4 separate regions of the Homo sapiens genome follow, and regions 1, 3 and 4 are each linked to region 2. Evidence: chromatin contacts called from ENCODE Hi-C or POLR2A ChIA-PET data. All regions are on one chromosome and are shown on one strand. The core of a region is the stretch at or near the end of the contact, and the rest is flanking DNA. Distances in the headings are between cores, read along the strand shown. Region 1 overlaps CADM1 (cell adhesion molecule 1). Region 2 holds the start of SIK3 (SIK family kinase 3). Region 3 holds the start of LINC02703 (long intergenic non-protein coding RNA 2703). Region 4 holds the start of JAML (junction adhesion molecule like).

The links. Hi-C counts contacts between places; a loop is a spot of excess contacts on that map. ChIA-PET counts read pairs that join two places held with the same protein, here RNA polymerase II (POLR2A). Pooled maps may share reads with other maps.
Region 1: a pooled map shows a loop between it and region 2 (4-fold over the local background). The contact joins the enhancer-like site here to the promoter of SIK3 in region 2. A Hi-C loop is called at or near these places in 3 of 37 single-sample maps with no recorded cell type and 2 of 50 pooled maps.
Region 3: a loop to region 2 is called in a pooled map, with 6 times the contacts of the local background. The contact joins the promoter of LINC02703 here to the promoter of SIK3 in region 2. A Hi-C loop is called at or near these places in 4 of 37 single-sample maps with no recorded cell type and 5 of 50 pooled maps. POLR2A ChIA-PET finds 5 or more read pairs at or near these places in 1 of 52 experiments (GM12878).
Region 4: a loop to region 2 is called in a pooled map, with 3 times the contacts of the local background. The contact joins the promoter of JAML here to the promoter of SIK3 in region 2. A Hi-C loop is called at or near these places in 1 of 37 single-sample maps with no recorded cell type and 5 of 50 pooled maps. POLR2A ChIA-PET finds 5 or more read pairs at or near these places in 1 of 52 experiments (activated T-cell).

Annotation. Positions count from the first base shown.
Region 1 is chr11:115,220,080-115,226,513 of GRCh38, forward strand. The region is part of intron 5 of CADM1 (cell adhesion molecule 1); the gene reads right to left. Among named protein-coding and RNA genes, the nearest start is that of CADM1-AS1, 170 kb to the right of the region's middle. RefSeq lists an enhancer at 2,461-3,269. Within about 2 kb of position 2,497, at least 6 of the 41 ENCODE cell types and tissues checked have a DNase peak (open chromatin) inside an H3K27ac peak, as active enhancers do.
Region 2 is chr11:117,095,418-117,101,572 of GRCh38, forward strand. SIK3 (SIK family kinase 3) reads right to left here and starts at 3,011. Exons shown (of 25, transcript NM_001366686.3): 1 at 2,726-3,011. The coding sequence starts at 2,998. RefSeq lists an enhancer at 1,519-1,568 and silencers at 2,890-2,939, 3,020-3,199.
Region 3 is chr11:115,915,490-115,921,712 of GRCh38, forward strand. It overlaps LINC02703 (long intergenic non-protein coding RNA 2703), which reads left to right and starts at 4,147. Exons shown (of 7, transcript NR_187258.1): 1 at 4,147-4,822. RefSeq lists an enhancer at 3,843-3,992.
Region 4 is chr11:118,221,330-118,227,135 of GRCh38, forward strand. JAML (junction adhesion molecule like) reads right to left here and starts at 3,682. Exons shown (of 10, transcript NM_001098526.2): 1 at 3,612-3,682. MPZL3 (myelin protein zero like 3) reads right to left here. Exons shown (of 6, transcript NM_198275.3): 6 at 5,361-5,806.

The DNA.
Region 1 (6,434 bases), core at 1,247-3,746, 1.9 Mb before region 2:
CGTTTTTCATGCACTGCTGACTTTGGCCATTAATTAAGAAGAAGCAGAATGCTTGCTGGCCTATGTGGAAGGATTTTGTTTTTCTTCTTTTTTCCTTAATGTAATTTACAAGCAAACAGAGAGGGCATATTTTTCAGCATAGTGCACTAAGGATTTTACATGCTCAACTTCCATCAATAATAAAGACAGTGTTGAAAAACTTAATCCACCCTGCTTCTTCAGTACCACTGAGTTTTAGTTAAATGCTTTTTTATGTTCCTAATGAGCTGTTTATCAGTTGCCAATTATTCACATAAATTGGGAAGAACAAGCTAAGGATTTGTTATACCCAAAATTTATTTTAAAAACCATTTACTAAATCACAAAAAATACACCTTCAGTTTTGATAACTGATTTTCCCAATTTACTCTTTAAGTTCTGGAGAAACATCTACTATCTACTTATGGCTACAGCTGCCACAGTTACCGTAATAGCTGGCTGAAAAGGTAAGCGTTAGTCTTGCCTGCATTATACAGAAAAATGTTCCCCTCTGTTGACACATGCAGTATTTATAGGCATATTATCTGACCACGGGCAGATGAGCTATCCTCTCGCCCAGCCTAGGAATCAAATATTATAGAAGGTCTATGTGCCGAGATCTATCCCTGGGTGATGGAAACTTAAAAATAAATTCTGTTCCCCTTCCTTTGTCCTGAAAGAGAAACTTAAGCGTTTTCAACAGGTGGAATAGAAACCCTGGGATTCCACTGGCACCTCTAGAACTAAGGGACATTAAATTTTCCATTGAAGAGCCTAACTACGATATGAATATGTCAAAATACCAAACAATCCAGATGGCTGATTGAATAGCCCAGAGCTCATCATTTATATTTTAATTATGTTCATAAATCAAATGTTATAACCCACCAAACCTTTTCTGAAACAGAACCAGCCTCCAAGATTTATTTTTAAGTAATGAGGTAAAGCCTAGTACATTTTCTGGGGGATCATTTTACGCCTCGGTTGGTGTTGTAAGGCATGAGGCCAAAAGCCAGACGATACTTTCTACCCAAGTGCAATAACTGCCCAGAAATGTATCACTCAGAATGGCTTAATGTCATTATAAAATGGAACTGCTATATAAAAATAAGAAAAATAGTTAGGTCTGTACACTTAAAGAACATTACAGTTATAGACATGGCATCATCAACAGCCAATCAATTAGGTCGAGGGATCTGAGGTTTTCATAATACACTGTGAATTTTTTTAAACCCTGTAAAAGACATTTAGCAAGACTGCTATAGCAGACAAATTTGTTCATTAGTCAAAGTTGCACAGAGGGTTAAACACCAGGAGGCTTTAGGTCACACTACAGTAGCAACCAATTAAAAAAATAATATTAGAAAGACATTCTGATTTGATGAGACTTTCTTTAAATGTACTTTGCTCTCTCTATAAAGGGAAAAAATATATAAAAGGAAACTCTTAAAGAGGTTGGAATGGGTTGCTGGCAGATTACAATTGATTTCATGCCAGTCTGACCTTGCACCACATTCTGTGATCTTTTCAGAAGATGAAACTCAAGATTCTGAACCTGTATTTCAGTTTCCTATGTAAATGAAAAGACACAGTCTCCTCTGTAGGTCCAAACACTAACGTATCAGGTCTTTGCATTCCTTTATTTAGAAAAAGGTACTTTGCAGTTTCTTCATGACTGGGATGTCACCCTTCCAGGGTAGCAGAGAGGAGCAGAGCTGAGTCAGTGGAAAAGGCATCCTCATACCCTGGCAGGAGACATGCCAGCGGGAGACCTATTATCCCTGGAGTCCCCACAACCTTCCCTCTCTTCCTAAGAATTTCTAAATCAGGAAATGCAGGTGTCATATTTTCTTTGATGTGCTCAATGCAACTAGGTCCAGGGGCTTGAGTGCAAATCTGTTTCTGCAACTGCATTTGGGACACAGGCTCTTCTTCATGTTTCTTACTTAGATTTCACCCAATATTCTGAAACACCAAGGAGTATGGGGATTTGATGCTTGTGGATCAAGTGCTAATTGTTTCAAGTCCTACCAGGGAGAACTCAAGGGCAGCATGAGCACAGATGATATCAGAATGTCTGGGTAGCGGGTCTGGGTCAGCCCCTGTGCATTCAAGTGAGGAAGCATTGACTGAAGAGTCTTTGTCAATCATGGAGGATTATTGGAGTTTGGAGTAGAACGACAATGCAAAGATTAACCTGAGATTTGGTGAGTGTTAGAAGCTGTTTGAGCTCAAAGCAAGAATCAACCCCTACAATATGGCTGTCTAAATTGTTGGGGGAGGACAGCTTTGCAACTAAAGGAGGGCAATGTCTAGCAATGCCAGGTGACTGGGATTGGTGAATGAACGGAGTCACACAGAGCTCTCAGAGGAGTTAAAGAGAACATCTTGCAAAATATTTGCTTTCTATTGTCATAATACATTCATGAATAATTTTCACTGCCGTTTATTTTGTTTGTTTGCAAGGTGAAGAACCTCCTGCTGTTACATCTGTTGTTATGACTCATAGTACTGAAACTGGGCTTCCTGAAGAGGGCTGAACGATTGTGAGTGGGATGAGTCAAATCTGGTGGGACTGACGTAAGACCAATACCACAGTAGAATGCAGTCTTCTCTTGCTGCAACTTTCAGGTAGGTTTGTGGGTATTAGAATTACTGTTTACAAAAAAGAATCAAATTTGATCCCATGGTGTGGTGGCAGAAAGCTTTGTTCCCACTGCTTTTTAAATGGGGGTACATACTCACAGAATATTCTTCCATGTCTTGGAAGCAATTCTCATCATTTGTAAGCAAACACTGGGCAAGAAAATCCCTATAGCAAGATTTTCTGTACAAGAATCTTCCCTCTGTAACAAGAGAGGGGTTTTTTTGTTTTGTTTTGTTCTGTTTCTTGAAGTCTTGGTAACTAGAACGGTGCCAGGGACTGGCACACAGTAAGCATTCAAGACATAGTTGCTGGATGAATGAATGAAGGAATAAGTGAATGAGAAAGTGAAGAAACATTGGGGCATGGACTTCTCCTTCCACCTTTACTACTGATTAAAAAATAAATAAAATCAGATCACGAGTTCCCGTTAGTCCTCATCACAGAATATAATTTTGTTTTTCTTTTGGAAGGTCAATCCAGCCGCCCAAATCAGAGGTTCAGCCCAGGTGTTCTGCTTTACATATTTCCACTTCACCATACATTTATTTAGCACTTCCGATGTGTCTCTAAGTGGTGTCTTACAGGAAATCAGAAAGGATGTTGTTTGACCATTCCTTTTAGATTTTTAGATGCCAGCTTCACAACTATTTAACCTTCCACACAATCAAAATTTAACCTTGAGTTAAAAACCATTAAGTGAAGTATGTGCATTAGAAGACTGGTTTCACTATGTAAGTATTCAATGTCCACAGCCACACAGACACATCTTTTACAAATACATTAAGGTCAGTGAGATGAGAGGAGGTGGTTCTTAGTAAAACAGGCCTCTTTCTGCAGGGTATGCATTCAGAAGGCAGGTATAAAGGCAAAGGCTTTTCCCTTAAGGGTTATTCCAGTCTTGCTCACGATGTATTTGCCCAACACTCACTCTTTGTATTTTGAATACTGGTTACTCAGCCTCTTGACACTTTTGGTACTGCAGATTGTATCACTAACAATCTATAGTCCTTATAATATCAGGAACTTGGAACCAACACTACTCTGTGTTAACACAAAGAAATAATAGGTTAAAAAATTAGCTTCAATCGGGGTTCTTCATTCCTTGATTATTTCTCATAAGGAATCATAAATACTAAAATAACCTCCCTGAAACTCAATTCACTGCTTTAAAAAAAAAATAAAAGGGAGAGTGGGAGGAAGAGCGTATTCCGTTTAAAAAAAAAAAAAAAAGAGAGAGAGAGAGAGAGAGAGACTGGAGATCAGAGAGAAACAGGCCAAATCTGAAAACGCCAGCTATTATGCTCTGAAGAATACAACCTGGAAACAGAATTGATGAGGGAGAGGATTTGACATAGAAGCTGCTCTTGGGAACTAAGTGTTATCCTCCACTCCAAATAGGAAAGATTTTCTGATTTCCAGGTTTTCCTCTCTCCTTCAATGCAGGGCACTATCGATACCAGAGAAACATTTATTTTGGCACAGATAAAGAACAGGTTTTGATCATCTCCTCAATGCCCAATTTTCCTCCAGTTGAGGGAATGAAAGAAAAAAAAAAATCTACCCTTCTCTGGACCTTGGATGAACAGGGCTATGGATTTATAAAATACCTAGCTACATTCAGTCAATAAAACTCATTTTGAAAATGATGCCCACGTATACAATTAACTGTCAGATGATAATCAGAGCAGGCATGGCATTCAAGCACCCATTTCTAGAGTCTTTGTTTTCATTCTTCTTTTCAAAACTCATCTCTGAGTTTTCTTTCTTTTTTTAAAATATGCACAAACACAAAACCCTCAAAAAATGAGGATTTTTGCCAAACATTTTAAAGAGCAAGGCTATGATGGGTGAAAGCAGAAGCCACACAGCAGTAATTCAAGAGCTTCATATTCACCCCAGTCCAGAGGAAGGCTTTCCTCCCTTGTGCAAAGCAATCTGAATTCCATACTGAGGGTCACAGCTTTTCTTTGAATTCCCAGCTTATGTCGCTATGTGTTGCCACCTTGATGCTATTTAGACAGTTTTCTCTTAACGCTCAGACAGTGAACTGTTCCCATTTAAACAGGCTTTTATTTGACAAGAGTACATTCCCTCAGATCTGAAGCTCTACTAACCGTGCTACAATTGTATCACACTCTGCTATAATCAACCATGTTGTAAATTTGGGCACCACCACCTGTACAGACATTCGCAAGAAAAAAATGCACTGAAAGATTTTAGGGTCATACAGCTCGGAACATTAAAAAGCAAAACTGTTCTCTGCATAACATCTAAGGAAAGAGAGCTTTGAGCTCTTCCAGCTTGGGAGCATAATTATTTTCTGTTTTAAACATTTAACTGTGTGCTGCTGCTGTACCCTTGCTGAGTCTCAGAATGAAAGCTAGAAAACTAAGAGACCTACTGTATGTTCTTCATTCCCGGCAACGTTCCTATGAGAAAACCTTATTAATGAGCTTGCAAACGAGCACCCAACAGGGAAATGTCACAAACAAGAGCGGCTAATGCCCCAGAAAATCAAATAACTGAACACTTGGCTGATTGTGGTGCCTTTCATATTTATAATAAAAAAGGGGGGGGGACTTTAATTCACTGATTCTGAAGGGGTCAACACCTTGCTGAACAAAACAACTCATTTATTTATGTTCAGAAATCTCCAGATGATAAATTACATTGATGTTAATCACTTCAATGCATACTACACAATTAATATCTGTACTCACCAAAAACTTAAGGATTATTAAAAGTATGACAGCATACACATCTGGCTGATTTTTCACATAATTGGGCACAACAATTTCTCCTGGTATCACAAATAAGGGTCCTAACAAACAAACACTGCAAAATCCTGGTTCAATTAATTAGGACTTAAATCCACAAGACAAAAGCAATTCCAAGTTGCAGCTCAAGCCTTGTCTTCTATGCCATATGGTAGCACTCCATTTTAAGGACAGAGGTGCAACACTTCCTTTCTTTTTATCCTTCCTCTCTTTTTTCCCTGTCTTACTTAAAGTAAGATATTTAATGACATATAACGCAGGTTTTCATTATTTCATTTCCTTTTTAATAGTATTTTTTAAAAATTACTTGATGTAGAATTCAAATCCATGATCTGTCATTTAACCCTATTCATGTCCTGGTTAACATCCATTCATCTTAGATGGGGATAAAGAGAGGTTTCCATAAACCTTCATGGTGTAAAATCAGCCAGGCTTAAACAAGTGAGCATATTTAATACCAATAGTATCAGATTAGATTTGCCCCCAAGGTAGCCTTATTTACTCGGAGTAGACTCTGAGGTCCATGAATGGGATCAGTATTTCCTAGTGATAACCTATTGTTTCTCACCGAGAACATAAGAAATCTTTTTAGGTGACAAAGGAAAGGACATTGAAAAATATTAGTTGTACATTTATTTTAAAGCTTATTAGACACTATATATAACAAATGAAATGTGTAATTTAATAGATATTTTTACATAGGCCCTGGTTAGGATAAAGCAATAAAGTGACTTAAAGAAAAATTCTAAATCAGGTAAAAATACAGATGATGCATGAACATGGCAAATTTGTGAAAGTGGTCCTCAAATAACTGAATTTAGGAAAACCCTGAGGGGTAAATGGACTCCTTAGATTGTAAGTAGAATATGGTGAATATGTGATTGTATTCATCTTTTCCAGGTCTATAGCTATCAAAGGGTTTTTAAAGGGGCCAATGATCCCCAAAAGGTTAAGAACTGCTGACTTCAACGGCATGAGTCAACATTAAAATA
Region 2 (6,155 bases), core at 1,761-4,260:
GGGGGAAAAAAATAACTCTCTGTTTCCAAATGACCCCTCTGCAGAAGTAAGATAAAGGCTGCAGTGCATGGGGAGAAAAAAAATCAACCTGAGTTAACTGAAGCAGCAGCTTCGGCAACTTCTAGTACCTATGCACCTTCACCATTGTTATATAACCAAACCATAACCTTAATAGGCCATCGTACTGTATGTCGACAGCTGTTAGGCACATCTAAGCTGTCCGCATTTGAGAACCCCTTCCAAAGTGGATTCAGAGAAGCATGGAGCAGGCCAAAATATGCTCCTAGTTCACCCAGAGCACGTGACAACTCCTTGTGAATTAAGCTTCACTCATGTAGTCAGAGTAATTTAAGCAGCAAAAGATATAGCACTTGTAACTGTAACTAGGAAATTGCACACTGCTACAGAAACACAAATGAATGCTGGTGTGGCTCCTTCACACATGCAACTCATTGTCCAAGCCATTTCAGTCTCATTCAAGACTTTGAATATTTCCATACATAGGAATTGCACAACTGCATACCACAAATGATCAAAGATAAAAACCAACATAAACAGTGACACCCGTTTGTAAACAAGCCAGTGTTTAAAATGCTGCAGTCCTAAAGGATACCAAGGTCTCAGAGAAAAACTATGAAAAACACACGCACGCACATATACACACACATGAAAATTAGAAAGCGGGCAGACCAGCCATAATTAGGCACTGGCTTTGCTGACTACTGAAGATAGAAATGTCTCTTTTATATTAAAGCCAAGAATCAACTGTTTGCAATTACATTTACGAAAACATTCAACCCTGTCTGTAACAGATTTTATCAATATTTTGGTGTATCCAAGGGCTGGAAGATTCAAAATTCTTTAAATCATGAAACCATAAACCAGGCAACCAATTAAGTTCATGGAGACTATCCCCCAGAGGTCAGAGCAAAATAACCACAGGAGCACAAAGTGATTACACAGAAAATAGGCAGAAAAAAAGGAAAGAAATAGCAAAACAAGGAACAAGGCATATTGTTTGTAAATGTAAGTTTGCCTTGGCTAATAGTCAACTAGACTGGAAACACGGTGAGGGGCTGGGGTGGCAAGTGAGGAGCACACCAAAGTCTTGGCTCAATCGACTTCCCCTGACTTCCCCTCAGGGTCTGAGGGAGCCCTGGACTTTGGTATCTCATTCAGCTCTGACCTGCAGACTGGAGGCCCTGTGATAAAAACGGACAAAAAGGCTGAAGAGGGCCCTCCAGAGGAAGTGAAACTGACCAATCAATTCGCCACAGCCACCCACCCTGACACCCTGGTAAGAAGGGCCCCTTGTAGCCTCAGGCAGAAAGATGGTGGGGAAGGAACTTCAGGTTGCAAGTGATCAGGAGAGAAGGCCTAGATAAGTCACTGGCTTCAGAAAACAAGCCACTGCCAAAAAAGCAAAAACAAGGTAGGTCATGACAACCAGAGGCTAGGCTGAGGAGGTGAGGGGAATTGATGTGGCTTTGGTAGGAGGCGGCAGCAGCTGTAAGGGTTCTTCATTCCTCAGGCTGAGGGAAAACACAAGCTGCAGTTCTAAACATAATGAATGACTACATTAAAAGTATTCATTCAAGTAAGATATTGAGCAAAGAAAATTTTAGAGTAAAAATGGGCTTTGCGGGTTCCACCAAAACCAAAAGATTCCTCCTGATGTCTTAGATTCCAGTCCTCCCAACGAAGGCTACATGAAAGTGCTACCATATTTCCTCAAAGAATTTTACATGCATACATATATAGCTTCCTAATTGACCTTGGCCAATTTCACTCCTATAGCGCCTCAAATCCCTTTGAGAACTAAGGGCTCGATGAGTGTAATCTCCCGGTGTCTGGGTTCTTCAATCACAAGCTTCCCCCCAACCAGTAAAAGCCCACCCTGGGTTCTACAAAGCCCACAATTCCCGACCCTCCAACAACTAAAAATAACCAGCAATCAGCTCTCCCAAATTGTTTAACCCCTGACTACCTAGTGCCATCATAAACCTGGGACAGCCCCCACCCCCACCTCACTCCCCCATTCCCTGGGCCCCTTCCTGTGGACAAGCAAAGCAATTTCCCCCTTATTTCCCCATTTTCCTCATTGCCTCCTCCACTAATCGTGTCTCCTCGGGATCCCCTTCGCACCATCTATCAGTCTTAGATGATCAAATGCGGATTCCTGTCTCTGTCTTAAGGCACCAGGATCCTGGGACCTCCCAGCGCCCTGCAGACGTGCACATTCCCAGTCCGTGCCCCAGCCGTCCTGGGTCCCCTTACAAGCCCGGGTCTGCCACTTCACCCTTGTTTTTCCCCATCCTCCGGGTCCACATTTCATATGCCCCTGCCCTCATTCCCTTATGATTCCCTAGCTGCTGGTTCCAGAGTCTTCTGGGCTTACAGTCTCCCGGCCCTCGGGGAGTTCCGACCCCTTCTTTCCAATCATCCCCTTTACCCGCCTGCCCTCAGCCCCGAGGACCCCTCCCCGCGCCCGGCTCCTGGGCGCCGGTGCTCTGTGCCCTCGGCCCCCTGCTTGGAGTTCCGCCGTCTCGAGTCCCAGGTGTCCCTAGCTCCGCGCCCGCCCCGCCGCGGCTGGCTCCCTCCCGCCTCCCGGCCCCCAACGCTCCCACCACGCGCCGCGCTCGCCGCCCCGACCCCCCGGCTGGGGGGCGCGGACCTCTCCCGGCCCCGCCACGCTCCGACTGCCGCCTGGCCCCTGCGCCGGTACCTTGGCCTTGGTGACGAGGTGCGTGGCCCGCTTGACCACCGCGAAGTTGCCCTTGCCGATGGTGCGGTCGATCTCGTAGTAGCCGATACGGGCGGGCATGGGTCCGCGGGAGGCCGGGGCTGGGGGACGCGGCTGGCCGGCCGCAGGGGACACGGCAGCGGGGGCGGCTGGGGACCCCGGCGCGGGCGGAGGCAGCAGGCGGCCCGCGGGCCCGGCTCCCCCAGTCCCGGCCCCGGCAGCCCCGCCAGCTCCGCTCGCCGCCGCCGCCGCCATCTTGTTGTGCAGTGAAACCTCCGGGGCCGCGGGGAGCCGGCTCGGGGGAGGGGGCAAGGGGGGGCGGGAAAGGGGGGGCCGCGGACGTCACTCGGGGAGGCGGGGCGCTTTCGCCGACCGGCGCCCGGCTCCATGGCAACCGCGGGTCACGTGCCGACGCGCGTCACTGCCCGGAGCCATGGCAACCGTGACCTCACCGGCGGGCTCGACCTTCCCGCGTGGGCCCCGGTTCCTGAGGCGCTGGCTCCCGGGTGCCCCCCTCCGGGAGCTGGCGGTGGGAACCTTCGATGGGCCCCCAACCTCGAAGTCTCCGCCACCTTTCCCGAGTGGGGGGCGCAGGATGCCCGACCCAAAGCCAACCCCCCACCGCCGCTCGAATCGCCAATGTGACCTCTGCTGTGACCTCTGTCCCAGTTCAACGATCACCCAACCTCCCTTAACAAAAAAAAAGTGTTTCCTCATCACCAAAAATACCAGCGTTGTCCCACTTTAGCCCTTGAGGCCACAAATGCAGGAATAGCTACACTCTTGAAGCAACTGTAACCAAGTTGGTAACAACGCAGGGGAATTCTTCGGTAAAATTCCTTCCTCTTACAAAATCCAGCTCACCCTGCACAGTCAACCTAATTGTCACCGAATATAGGAGAATGGGGAAACTAGGATTTGCGTGTTCAAGGGCGGACAAGCCAGTCCAAACAGGCATTCCAGTCATTGGGTGGGTGACAGCCAAAGAAGGTACGTCATTTTCCTTCCTACCACCCCCATCTCTGAACAATTCTACAGGGATGTCTGTCAGAGTGCCTACATACTATTTCTGTTGCTTGTATAACCCTGATGAAGCAGTGGTGCGCATTGTCCAATGAACCACGTCGTGTTTAAACAACAGTCGGTTAAGCAAAATAAATAAGTAAATAATAAAAATTCCATCCTTCCTAGTGACTCTCCGAGGACATTGAGGGTCATCAAGTTAATAACTCCAGCAATTTCATATCTCTTTTTCTTCCCTTGCCTATTACCTGCATCCTTCATAGCTCCCAGGCTTCCTCCTCCTCTCTCCCCTTCCCTTTATTAAATAGATTAACTTAGCTGCTTTAGGTGAGGGTTGCAGGTAGGAAATCAGACTGTCAACAAAATAGTCTTTGGCAGGCTGGGTGGAAAGGAGGGAAGATTGTGAATATTCCAATGTTAAAATGTATTCCTTTGGACTAGTCCTGATCCATCCATATCTATGTCTCTCTCAATGGTAGAACTGTATTGTGAGGTCACTGCATGCACAGTATTAAAAACTGACACCCAGGGCACTGTAAATGTGTGGAAGGATAACTCGTGTTTACTCGCTGACCAAAGAACACCTCCTGGTGCTCCAATTCCCTATCCAACCATGAGTAATGGCTGGGACTTAAGATGGGACAGAGGGGTCATCCCACAATGGTCTTGGATCTATTCCCTGGTAGCTGTTCCAAACTGCCAACACAATTAACACTAATTGGCTCCCTTATTAGCAACTAAAGATAAGAATGAAGTGGGCCTTGGCTTCTTGCATTGGTTAAGCCCTTTCATCAGCTGAGCTCATTCCATCCCAGATAAATGATGGGGTGTGACCTGCCTCTCCTATCACTTCATGGCTCTCAGCTGCCTCTAGCAGGGACTATAACTTTGGTGCTGGGCTTCACAGCTGCAGTTTTTGGGTTTTTGTTTTTTTTTTTAGACAGAGTCTCACTCTGTCACCCAGGCTGGAGTGCAGTGGTGCAATCTCAGCTCACCACAACCTCCACCTCCCAGGTTCAAGCCATTCTCCTGCCTCAGCCTCCCGAGTAGCTGAGACTACAGGCGCACACCACCATGCCCGGCTAATTTTGTATTTTTAGTAGAGACGGGGTTTCGATATGTTGGCCAGACTGGTCTCGAACTCCTGACCTCGTGATCCCCCCGCCTCAGCCTCCCAAAGTGCTGGGATTACAGGCGTGAGCCACCGTGCCCAGCTACAGCTGCAGTTTTACCATCTCCCTGGGTGTCTCAACAGAAACCTTAGCTGGCTAGTAAAGCAAATAAAAAAATCTTTCACTGTGGAAGCTGCAGGAGCAGCACTGAAACCATTCTTACTGATGACTGTATGATCACAGAGTGTCCTCCACTAATGGAGGTAATTCGAACATCAAATATCAGAACTTTTGCTACTCTCTCAAGAGTGTCAAAAACAAAAACAACTCTGGGAAGGACCTAGAAAATGCAGCATTGTTCTAATTTCCACAGAGAAGAAGCAGATGACTCTTGTCCCTCAATAATGACCAGAACATATGCTGTGTGCTGTGTGTTATGTCACTTACGCTCCTTTCCTGTATAGATTGAGGTCACTAGATGGTGTTTCTGATTGAGACTTTGGTAGAGACTTGCTGGAGATCTCCTTGAAGAATAGTCCTCTTTGGCACAAAGAATATAGAAAATTAGAGAAGGGAGTAATCAAAGGAGATCATCAGGCAAAAAGGAAAATAGTTTAGATGTTTACGTTTAATAAGGATTTATTGAGTACCAAGAACTGAGTTAGGTTCTGAGAGAAACTCAGAGGAAATAGCAATCTGCCACGCGTTATGCTAAACAGTGTACCTAAGGGAACTCACTTAATCTTCACAACAACCTAATTAGATGGTTTGTATTATATCTCTATTTTGCAGATAAGGAAAATGAGGCACATAGGGATTAGGGGAATTGGCCAAAATCACAGAGCTAGAAAGTGATAGAACTGGGATTAAAACCCAGGCAACCTACCTCTGGAACCTAGGATCTTCCCCATTGTATTATAATCCCTGTCAAGGTAGGAGCCAGTAGGAAAAGTGGTCTCTCCATTAAGTTCAGGGTGACTGGGCTCAGTTTCGACCCAGGGAAGAAGAGTATTTTGAGAGGTCTTGAAAGCAGGACAGAGCAGGTAGCAGAAGCGCAGGAATAAAGACAACAAGACAGTAAGACTGAATGAAGTGCCTGCGATGGCTTCACTTGTAAATAGCACCAAGAAGAGTATCATGGCTTATTGTGTAGAAGTATTTCTGGCCCTTGAGGCCACACCTGTAATCCCAGCACCTTGAGAGGCCGAGGCGGGCGGATCACAAGGTCAAGAGATCACGACCATCCTGGCCAACATGGTGAAACCCCGTCTCTACTA
Region 3 (6,223 bases), core at 2,897-5,396, 1.2 Mb before region 2:
CATTAGTCAGTTAAGAACAATCAATATCTCACTCCGACAATTTACACACTGACTCTGTTTACCCAGTGGACCCTCTCTGATAATATTATTTATGATCCTAAATAACTCCATCGGTGTTCAATAGAGCTGGAGGTGCCTCTGGGACCAGGACACAATCAAATTATGAAGACATATGGTTTGCTCAGCTCTGGAAATGTTCAGACGCATTTCATTGATGTTAGTCTCACAGTGGTACCTCCCTGCTCAGTTCTACAATCTTCCTAATGGTGTCTGTAGGATGGCCCTCCTCTTTAGGAAGGGACTGCCAAGGGAATTTTATGGTGGCTATTTCAGGATTCTCCAAAGTGAAGGACACATAGAATAGTTCAGTGGATTCTAGACCAGGCTGGCAATTATGATGTACTAGGCTTTGCCTATAGAAGGGTATGGAACAAATTAGCCTGGGAGAGATTTGTGAGGCAGCAGAGAGACAAGGATGTGGGGTGTGTGTGTGTAGGAGAACACAGGAGGGGTGAGGTTAGGTGAGAAGCAGAGGATTTGTGGGGTCAAATAAGTACGTTGGAGTTCATAAGATTTCAGGGAGATCCCCAGACTTACTTCAAGATAGAAGGAGAGAGGTAAGGTGAGACCATTCACTTAAAAACACATCCCTTTATTATGGGACTTCTTACAATGAACATGTATTATTTATGTAATTAAAAATACAGAGAGATGGTAAGTCTCCCTCTTTTTCCTCTCCCTCCCTCTCTTTATTTTCCTCCCTCCCTGTTACCCCCTCGCTCCTCCTCCTCCTCCTCCTCCTCCTCCTCCCTTTTCTTTTTCTTTCTTTGTCTCTGTCTCATATGCACACCACAGTTTAGAGAAGCAGCATCAAGAGAGGCTCTGATGTGGCTTCATCACTAACTGCAGCAGGACAACATCAGTGCACATTCGGAGCCCGTTTTATAGAATGGACTGTGAAGGCAAAGTGTCAAAGAGGGAAAAGGCAGCATTGCAAAGACAGAGCAGGCACTAAAATCTCTCTTATTTTCCTACTCATTAACCCTTTAGTCCTCAGGAGAGCAGGCGAAATGGGGAGGGCTGCAGTCATGAAGAGAGGAAGGGCCCGGCCCAGGATCTCCTAAGCTGTCTACATTGTAGTGTTCTGATCCCAGCCTGAGAGGGAAGCCCCCAGGGCCCAGCCTATGTGGGTTATGACAGCCTCTCAAAGGGCAGCTGAAATCTGGGGCAGGTGCCAGCACCTGGCAATCACTTTTGAAACCTGCTCTTTCCAAATACTCTACATAATAACCCTGACCGCTTAGCAGAGGAGACATTGCCATCCCCACTTACTAGATGAGGCAATGAAGAGTTCCGGGCATGAATGCCCAGACCCAGTACCAGGAACTCTGGACTCCTAGCCAGCAATCTCTAGACTAGCCCAGCAGCATTTCTGCTCATCTGACCTGTGACTAATGGCCAGCAGTGAGTGGCTATGTGCAGTTCTGGACCAGAGGGTAATCTGTGGCAAAAGCTTCAAAGACAAAAAATACATGGCAGCATGTGGGGAAGATGCCCATCAATTTCTAGCCCCATAGTACTCTGGTTCTATTGATGAACTGATCTTTGCTGCACAAGAGTCTCACGGATGCTCTGACTCTCTCATTTCTCTCTCTCTCTCTCTCTCTCTCTCTCTGTCACTCTCTCTGTCTCTCCCATCCTCCCTTCCTTTCTGTTTTCGTTTTATCCTCAGATATTTACTGAATACATGCCATGTTCCAAACATTCAGAAAGGAGTTGTAATCGATAAAGAAGACACCTGTCTACAAGAAGCTTACAGTCTACTGGCCAGAGATGAGATGTGTCCACAGATAACCATGCTGCAAGTTAAGTAAAGAAGAATCTGTAAGAGTGCTATGCCACTGTGACCTGTTCTTTGAAAAAGCTTGAAATGAAATCACAAAGCAACTTTCTTGATTTCCCACTATTTACATTTACTTAAGGAGGAAAGTTCTACTAACCCCAAATATGTACATGGAAAGATCCATGACCTTTAGGAATATTTTGGGGGAAATAAAATGTTCAATGATACCTGAAATCATATCTAGATTGAACTCATATTTAGAATGCCTGATCCCATGTAATGGTCAAAGCTTCCAACTTCATACAAAGTTATAGCTGGTTTCTCTCTCCCCAGCCAGTGCCTGCAACAGGGCAGGGGTTGAATGGTCAGCTTGTATCGGCAGAGGTCCCATTGTTCCTGCATGCGGCCCAGTGGGCAGGGCCTAACTTTGTACCATCCCAGCTCTCTTGCTTGCAAAGCCCATATGAAAACCCTAGGAAACACTTAGGCATCTTTGCCTGAGCAGATACTGGGAGAGCAACTCACCCATGTGCCACCTCCTCTGCTTTCCTCCCTTCTGTCACCCAGATTTTACAGGTGAAGGTCACATGTCAGGCACTCATTCTCCCACACTACAGGGGACATACACTCTGCTGTCTGAGTGGTCCCATTGAAGACCCCCTAGCAGACTGGAGATAAGGTACAGTTACACCTGCCTCTCCCCTTAGGGAGGTGGAACTCACAGCTCACCTGTCTCTAAAGAAGCCCTCTTCACAAATACCTTCCTGTCAACCTCCCACACACTTATTTTTTTAATACCCTTGACAAGAGTGAGGGTTTTGAGCTGTGAAACCAGTTTCTGGATATTTCCTTTGAAATTTCCATCCCAGTCTGGCTCCTTGCTGGAGCAGCCAATATTCTGCCATTTCAGGTGCTGAGCCCTGGCCTGGGAGGTGCCAGCAGGGAGAGGCCAATTCCAGCAGAGGAGAGTCCAGGCATGTGGGGATATGGTGGTGTTCTCCATGGAGGGAGAAACAGGGCATTAATAAAACAGTGCCAGGAATAACCCTGTGATTGATGGGTAAAGGTCATGGACTCTGGGATACTGGCAGGCACTGATGGGAACCTGTTAGGGCTGGACCGGGACCATCTCTGGCTTCCTGCTTCCCTCAGGTACCAGGATGCTCTGCTATGGTCTCTGGCAAAACTGAGCACTGGGGCTGGGCACATAATTTTGCCTGGGACAACTGCTGTAGGGGCTTCAGAATGCCTGGTTTTCTAAATTTTATTGGTGTCAGGAGAGAGCTTTGATAAGCTTTAATGTGCTATTAATTATTTGGGCTGTTAAAAAAGGGAGTGCATGAGAGGCTTGGAGTTGAATGATCTCATTTCTGAGGTTCTGAGGAGGTACACACATACACCCCAGTGGAAGCCAACTCAGGATCCAGCTGCTCACGGAGTTCCTCCCTCTGCTCAGACACCAAGAGTGCTGCTGCCTGAGACTGAGCAGAGTAGGGAACTGGGGAGGATCTCCACTGCTTTAAACTTAAATGTAACTTGGGCAATTTGGACTTTCTTTGGGCTTTAATTCGCAAGGGCTAAATACTTTGATTTTGGACTTTAATCTCTTTGGGATTTTAATCTCTAAATTTTTCCCTAGGAATTTGATAATGGGAAGGGTTTATATCCAAATTTGGGACATCTTATTTTCCCATTTATTATTGAAGAAATCTTTATGCATTTTTTATTAGCTCTTTATGCATTTTATTATTGAAGTATCTTCACTCTGCTATTAAACCTCATTACAGAACCTCTGATGAGGTTAGTGGTCCATGTGGCTGGACATCAATTTGGATTGGAAATAGAACAGGCTCTGAACTTGCAGTCTTAGACACAACATAGCCTTGGACTGGATTTTATTAACACACTGTTCTGGCTCATCTCAGAGGCTTATGGAAGTGAAATCAACAGTGTCTTAGGATGGTCCCAGGAAGGCACAGGAAGGAACAGAAGTTGATGCTGGGGGAGCGACCTCCTGCTCAGATAGTTAGCTCATCCCCTCCTGGAGCCAGATGACCACATACCTGGTTGTCCAGGGGTTAAACATTAAGCCCAGCTGGTTAAGATAACAAAAATCTGGGGAATTTTTATCCCCTTCCTTCTCTAGTTTTCATATAGAGGGACTTCCCTGACCCCACACACTTGGCCCCTCTCTACTCCCTTTTTGACCCAGCTAGGAGTGATTTGTCACTTGAGTTTATGTATGACTCACTCTCTTCCCCTCCCTCTCCCTCTCTTTTGGTATATGCCTGCCCTGGGAGAACACACAAGCTCTGCTGTCAGCCATGTGGTAAGATTCGTGGGGCTGGCTCTGCCCCGACTGGGGAAGCCTGAAGTTTTGGGGGATCAGATCAGCTCAGGGGTAGAGTAGCAGGTCATTCTGGTCTGACACAAGCCACCCCCTCTAATTTAACATTATCAGGAATAAAGGTGCTATTTCGATCTTCATTTCTCTGGCTCTTGGTCTGTCAATGGAGTGGTTCTGTAGTCGGAGAGGGTGAAAGTGGAGTTACAAATTTGCCCCCCTCAAACCTGAGAAGCAACTCTTTGGACCAATAGCAAAGTGATTTCTCAGCTGTGAACTAACAGTTTGCTTTTGGAATGAATCATGTGCTTTCAATTTTCCACTTCAAAAACACACACTTCAGCAGAAGTCACTTTACAGCAAATGAAAGAAGAAATTTCCCCAGGGGAGAAAGGTGTTTGTTACTTAGAGGAGGGTAGAAGGGATGACTTAGGAGCATCTATTTTTCCCAACTGTGAAGTCACCAGGAGGTCTTTTTGATATTATTGCCCTTCTAGCCAATAAGGCAGTGGTTTGCAAAATGCTAGCAATTAAGCAGTGCTCTAATTGGCTGAATTGTATCTCTCTGTCCAGAGTTCTGGGAGAGAACATAGGCAGGGTTAGGCATGGGAGAATGTGTCTGACTCACAACGAAGGTAGGAAGGGCTGGGTGGGTTTTATTGTGGGATAACTTTCCCAGAGCCTCCTCTATTTAGCTCTCCACATGGAAGCAGGGCTGTCAAAATGGCAAGTTCTACAGAGTGCCCCATTGCAACTGCTCCTCATTAAACTCCCTTCAGAGTCAAGAATGTGTTCACTCTCCTCTTCCTCTTTATATACTCACCACCGCCATCGCCAGCACCTTCACCTTCATCATTGTCTCTCTCATTTATGGAGCACTGTGCTAAGCCATTTTTATGCATGATCTTCTCCTCACAACAACCCTGTGAGATAGATACCCTTATTTCCCCCCATTTCCAATGGGTAAACTGAGGCTGCAGGAAATTGAGCCAATAAATGGTAGAGCCAGAATTCCAGTTCAGACCAAATGTGACTCCAGTACACTATGCAATGTAGATGCCTATCCAATGTCTTCTTGGATGCTTCCAATGACGAGGTGCTCAGTAACTCCTGAGCTTCCCGTTGCACTGTTGGACAGATTGCAAGCTTTCCTCCCCAGGTCTCTGACATTCTGCCTGTCGTTACACAGAATGCATCCTGTCACACCATGGCAGCATGTTTGATTGAGGCAGGGCCCTAGTTAATGCTTTGCAGTCAAGCAGGGATACTGGGCTGGTGTAATGTAAAATGCTGACCTGGGGAAATGGCATTTCACTGAACTCACTGAGGCTTGAAATGGGTGTGCTGTGAACTGTACGGCCTTGCCCTCCTGAAGAGAGGGCCCCGAGGGATAGCTGGAAGGCCTGGCAGAGTGCCTCTCCTCCCTCTCAGCATGCCATGGCCTTCTAGGGGGCTTCCAGTTCCATGCTGAGGCTATACTTCCCTCTCAGGGAGAGCTGGTTGCTCCCGCATGCTGTTTGTAGTGTTTTACATCTACCTCTGCAAACCTGCTGGGCGTTCTGGCTGGATGATGCTGTTCACATTCCGAATGCTTGTGTTTACCCACCTCCTCACTGAACAAATTTACAAAGTCAACATTTTGGGACATCTCAGAGATTTAAAAAAAAAATGGCAACACAAAACTAACACAACTATGTTGTCCTCTCCCACCCCCTTGTTTCTAACACATCATAGAGTGGAATTAACAAGATTCTAGTCCTTGGCACTGGATCAATTCTGGATGCCATCTCCACCCAGTCTCCATCCCGTCTTTCCCCTAACTCTTACTGTTCTGATAAGTGATGGTAAACAGAAAACAGGCCATTGTGTCAACTATACCTGGCTTCCAATCCCAACTCAGTCTCTCACTAGCTCTGTGATGATGAGTAAGTTACATAATCTCTGCGAGCTTTAGTTTTCTCATGGGAAACTGATACACGCTTTGCATTGTTGTGCTGAGCTTTAGGCAAGGTATCCAGGATGTGCATGGTTTTGGT
Region 4 (5,806 bases), core at 2,432-4,931, 1.1 Mb after region 2:
CTTTTTGGCACCGGGGACAATTTTTCCCCATGGAAAACAATTTTTTCATGGAAGACAATTTTTCCACAGACCAGGGAGGGTGGGTGATGATTTGGGGATGAAACTGTTCCACCTCAGATCACCAGGAATTAGATTCTCCTAAGAAGCATGAAACCTAGATCCCTTGCATGTGCAGTTCACCATAGGGTTCATGCTCCCGTGAGAATCTAATACCCTCGCTGATCTGAAAGGAGGCAGAGCTCAGGCAGTAATGCTTGCTTGTCTGCCCCCGACTTACCTCCTGCTGAGCGGTTCGGTTCCCAACAGGCCATGGACCAGTGCCAGTCTACTGCCCAGGGGTTGGGGACCCCTGCTGTAGCTCAACTGCTAAAGCTTTGCCCTCTCACAGTGGTGCCCTGGGTTCAATTCCTGGCTCCAAAAGTGAGTCTTTTGTGGTTTAATCATTTATTGATTCTTTTCCCCTCCATGGAGAGCTCCTAATTTCCTGTCTTGAAATTTTCTTTTCTCTGAGTTACCTTTGGGGCAATTCTAGATCTTGTAAATTGCTTACCATCTCTTTGGAGACACCTTGTGTGTCCCTGTTTAAGTTATCCCCTTACTTAAGGTTTATTAATTTCACATAGGAGGTTACCTTTAGGTAAAGATTCAAAAGCCAGAAATATTGGCCATTTGTCCTGGCTAAAATCTGGTAATAAAAGATTTTTATAGGATTTTTATTTTGAGAACTCCATAGTCAGAAATCAACTTAATTAAAGACGATATTTGGGCTGTATGTATACAGATATTGTTTTAAAAGCCCCTGCTGGCCAGGCACAGTGGCTTATGCCTATAATCCTAGCACTTTGAGAGGCCAAGGTGGACAGATCGCTTGAGCCCAGGAGTTTGAGACCAGCCTGAGCAACTTGGTGAAACACCATCTGAACAAAAAAAAAATACAAAAATTAGCTGGATGTAGTGGCAGGCACCTGTAGTCCTAGCTACTCAGGAGGCTGAAGTGGGAGGATCACTTGAGCCCAGGAGGCTGAGGCTGCAGCGAGTTGTGATCGCACCACTGCATTCCAACCTGGCGACAGAGCGAGACTCCATCTAAACAAACAAAAAGCCCCTGCTTTCCCTCTAAGAACTTCTCAGTCAATGGAATTTTGTCTTGATTTTCCATTTCTGTCTGTCTGTGTATTTATATGTGTTGTATGTATAGTATTTATATAAAAGAGCTCTAATTAATTGGCTTAAAGAAACTAAAATCAAACATTTTATCAGAAAAAATTGAAACTTTAATCTCTTTTAGGTCACGTGACTCTAATGATTTTTAAACATAAAGACAGTGTAAATAACATAAAAAATAAAGACAGTGTAAGTAAAGAATGTGTTTTGGTGGGAGGTTATAAGAAGGCGTGTGAATATGGTTTCTGTTAAAGAGAACGTAATTTTGTCTAGCTCAGAGGGTTTTAACTATTGGCCTCACCTAAAAGAGTAATGGGACAGCTGGGCATGGTGGCTCACGCCTGTCATCCCAGAACTTTGGGAGGCTGAGGTGGGGAGATCACTTGAGGTTAGGAGTTCCAGACCAGCCTGGCCAACATGGCAAAACCCCGTCTCTACTAAAAATACAAAAATTAATCAGGTGTGGTGGTGAGCGCCTGTAATCCCAGCTACTTGGGAGGCTGAGGCAGGAGAATCACTTGAACTCGGGAGGCGGAGGTTGCAGAGAGTCGAGATTGTGCCACTGCATGCCAGCCTAGGTGACAGAGTGAGACTCTGTCTCAAAAAAAAAAAAAAAAAAAAAGAGTAATGTGACAAAACTGATGGTTTAAGCAAGTTGAAAAGGGTTTGTGAAGGGTTAATCTCATGAAAAGTTCTGTGGGTATAAGCAGGTTGGCTAAGATTTAAAGGGGATTACTTAGTTTTTCCATAGGTCGAACACTGAAATAAAAGCACACTGATGTAGGGCCAGAATCCGGGCCCATGTGTCTGAATAATGGTTTTCTAGAGAATTTATTTGTTTAACAGAAAATTGTAAAGAATTATGAGAGGTTTGTGGACGTTTTACCTTATGGTCAAACTATGATTGTATAGATTTGTTTATAAGGTTTTATTAAGAATTGGATCTAACATTAATAATATACTAATGCAAAGGTGAAATTTTGCTTTCTCTCATAAACAAGATTTTTGCATAATATTTTAAAATAATGAGATTTTTGTTTACCTTTTAATAAACAACAGAAAAAGGAGGAGAGAGGAAATAGATTCGGTTGGCATCATGCTGTCTTTATTGCGACCTGCTTGGAAAGTTGACTCTCCCCTCTATCAGCAAGTAAAGATTTTTGCCTTTTAGAAATTTTGGAGTTATCATTTTGGCTACCTAAATGACTTGTAGTGACTCTATACTAATCTTCTCTGAGCAACTCTCCTCCATATCCTGTTGGGTAATGAGAACAAGTGGCACCCCCTCCCTCCAAAAAATCCATACCCCTTTATATTACAGAAAAGAAATCTTCAGAAAAGAGACATGCTACAATGAGACTACCATACAAGATGTGAAAGTTACCCCCCAAATTACAATATCATGAGACAAAATAAGGGAGAGCTGCTGTCTCTCAGTGTTTGTCCCTAGTAAGGACAACTAACCACTGAGCAAACGGACAACTGCACAGCCTTCTTTTACTCACAGAGTGTTGTCCACCTGCAGAGCCAAGTCCTCTCAATCTATCTGCACACTGCTGTGCACTTCTAGGCTCTCAGATGTTTTTAGGTCTACAAGTCCATATAACCACTCTAAGCCATGCGTCTTAAAATATGCCCTCATTTTCCATTGTTAAGCCATTGAATACAGACTGGTAGGTCACGTGGCTTCTGTAACACAGTCTAGGTCACATCGGTTAATGCTCTACGCGAATGGGACCCTGGAGGTCCTTACTCCTGCTCTCTTCTCCAGAGTAGGTTATACCTAAACCATCCTGCATCAGCCTTTCCCAAGGTCAGGGCTGTGCTGAGGGTGTAACAAGCATGGACAGTAGCCTAGCTTTCTTGGGAGATTTAAGTCTCGGGCTTCTAAAGGTTAAATATTGGTTTGTCTATAATGGGGAGAAGAAAAACAGTGGTATAACTATGTAAAATGATGGATATATTAATCTGCTTCACCATAGTAAACTTTTTACTATCTACATGCATCCCACAACATCATGTTGTATACCTTAAATACACACAATAAAATTTGTTTAAAAATAAAATTAAAAACTGTCTTCTAAAAAGAAAAACAGTGAAGAAAGAGCTCTGCTGTGAGCTCAAGAACAGCCAGTCACAGCTCCACCTAAACCCACGGGTGACTTAAAAGCTGAAGCCTTGTCATAATCATTGTCACGTACTCTTATTATGATGAAACTTTGCTCCTCTTTTTGCTGAGGAGATTCACCTAAGTTACTCTACACGACAGTAACTGAAACAGCACCCATTAGACTACTTTATGACATCCCCCTGCAGAGATCAAGAGTTCTGCAATCGCAGCTTCACAATCCTGAGAGACTACCAATTCAACCAGCCTTCAGGACTGGCACACTTCTGTGTGAGAAAAGTTCAAAAAATGGCTTAAGAAATTCAAAGCAACTGCTTACCCAAGATGAAGAGCACCCAGGGGAGGCAATGCACTGAAATCTCCCCACAGCTGCAGTCCCCAAGCTCAACTGAAAGACTGCTGCGAGCACTCTAGGTTAGGCTCAGAGCAAACCAAACACGTGCCTTCTGAAGTGGTTGCAGAGATGCAAACAGGAACCTCTAAATCAAGGTTCTCATTTCAGTCATCTGGCCCATTACCCAATTGTTATGTATACTTTCATTCTAAAAAGAGGTGACAAATTCAACCTACTGAGGTGAACCTCACACTCAGACCTCTTCAGGTGCCATCTCCCCTTTTAGATGACAAGCCCTCTGAGGGTAGGAGCTTGAATGGCACCAGGCAAATAGGTGCTGAGAAAGAAATCCATTTCATGCAAACAAAATACAATAAACGTAATATTAACACAAAACCTTCTGTGTTAAAGATACAGCAACCTCTTTTATTTTTCCTCTCAAAACAGAGGTGCAACCTCGCCAGGCAATCACCCAATCCCTGCTTCCAAAGATACGCCTGCCCAGTCCTCCAACTCACCATGTAGACATGAAAGTTTCCTCTGGCCATGTGATATCAGCATTTCCAGAATACAGGCAGCCATTGATTCCCATAGAGAACCTCTTGGGTGACTTGGACATCCTAGATTAGAACTCAAGGTTTCTTCACTTCAAGATACCTCTCAGTCTTAGTCACCACTTCAAAATAGGTGTTCTCAATGTACGCACCTTCAACCTCGGCTAGATTGGCTTGACCTAGGCATGGGCAGACTCATGGAACTTGTCCTGTATCATCTGAAAAGCTGTTGAACGTTTGCTCCCAAGCACTACGCTGCATGGTCCTTGAGAAGTGATGTGCTAGAGAGCCAGCAATCTCCACAGCATAAATATTCCCATCATAACCTATTTCAAGCTACCAACAGTTTAACAACTGGCTTGCAAAATTCCTAAAAAACTTAATACAGGTTGAGTATCCCTTATCCAATATGCTTGGGACCAGAAATGTTTCAGATTTCATATTTTTTTCAGATTTTAGAATATTTGCCGAATACATACAAGTTGAACGTCCCTAGTCTGAAAATCCAAAATGCTCCAATAAGCATTTCTTTGGAGCATCATGTTGGCACTCAAAGTTACAGATTTTGGAGTTGAAATAGCAACCACTCTTTTGTATTTTCAGATTAGGGGTACTCAGCCTGTAATCAGCTCTTGCTATGTAAGCTGGTTCCAGCACACCACGGAACCTCTGCAGGTTCTTGCGGGGGTACAGCTCCGACATGACTGGTTGCACGATGCTGAAAACCACTGTTAAATCAAGTTTAGCCTAAAGCTGCCTCCTTACATATTTTAAGTTTGGCCTAAAGGTTTCTCTGTACATCATGAACTATAACGTAAATGGAATAGTATACGGACTCTAGTCTACTCTTGTGCCAGTCACTGAGTTTGGCCAATCGAAGATGGCCAATGATTCAAACTATTCAAATAAGGCAAACACCGAGCTGTAACCAATCCGGCTATTTCTGTACCTCACTTCTGTTTCCTGTACATGACTTTCCTTTTGCTGTCCATAAATCTTCCACCACGTGGCTGCGCTGGAGTCTCTGAGTCCACTCTGGCTCAGGAGACTGCCTGATTCATGAATCATTCTGTGCTCAATTAAACTCTTTTAAATTTAATTCAGCTTTTAATACCACAAACCCCCATCTTTTTCACATGACAATTCCCACCTTTTATGTAGATATGCACACACCAAAAGGTAGCCAAAGGGTACAAAGAAGTTTATTGACTATGATGCAGTAAAGATACCAAGAGTTACAATATTTGTGCATATGGCCCAACAGTGCCTACCCTCCTACAAAACAAAAACAAAAACAAAAAAAGGCAATGAGGTGCAGCAGTTAACAGCCCAACACTGGAGTCAAAGGAATGGAGCTGCCTCTTCTGGCAGCAAAGTTTCAAGTTGTGCAATTAAATAATAGTCTTGGTCCACTCCTTGTGGGTCTTCTTACAGTTTCCCTTTAGAACCATAACTGAGTGACTTAGTAGAACATTCATATTCAGGATGTGGCCTCCAGAAGTGTCGTTTTGTTTTGTTTTGAACAAAGACGTGCTACCTTCTCTCTTGAAGCACCAGTGCTGGGTTCAGGAGCTACAGAGGACTAAGATGTTCCCCAAGTAGCCTGAAGTAACAGGTCACATGGAA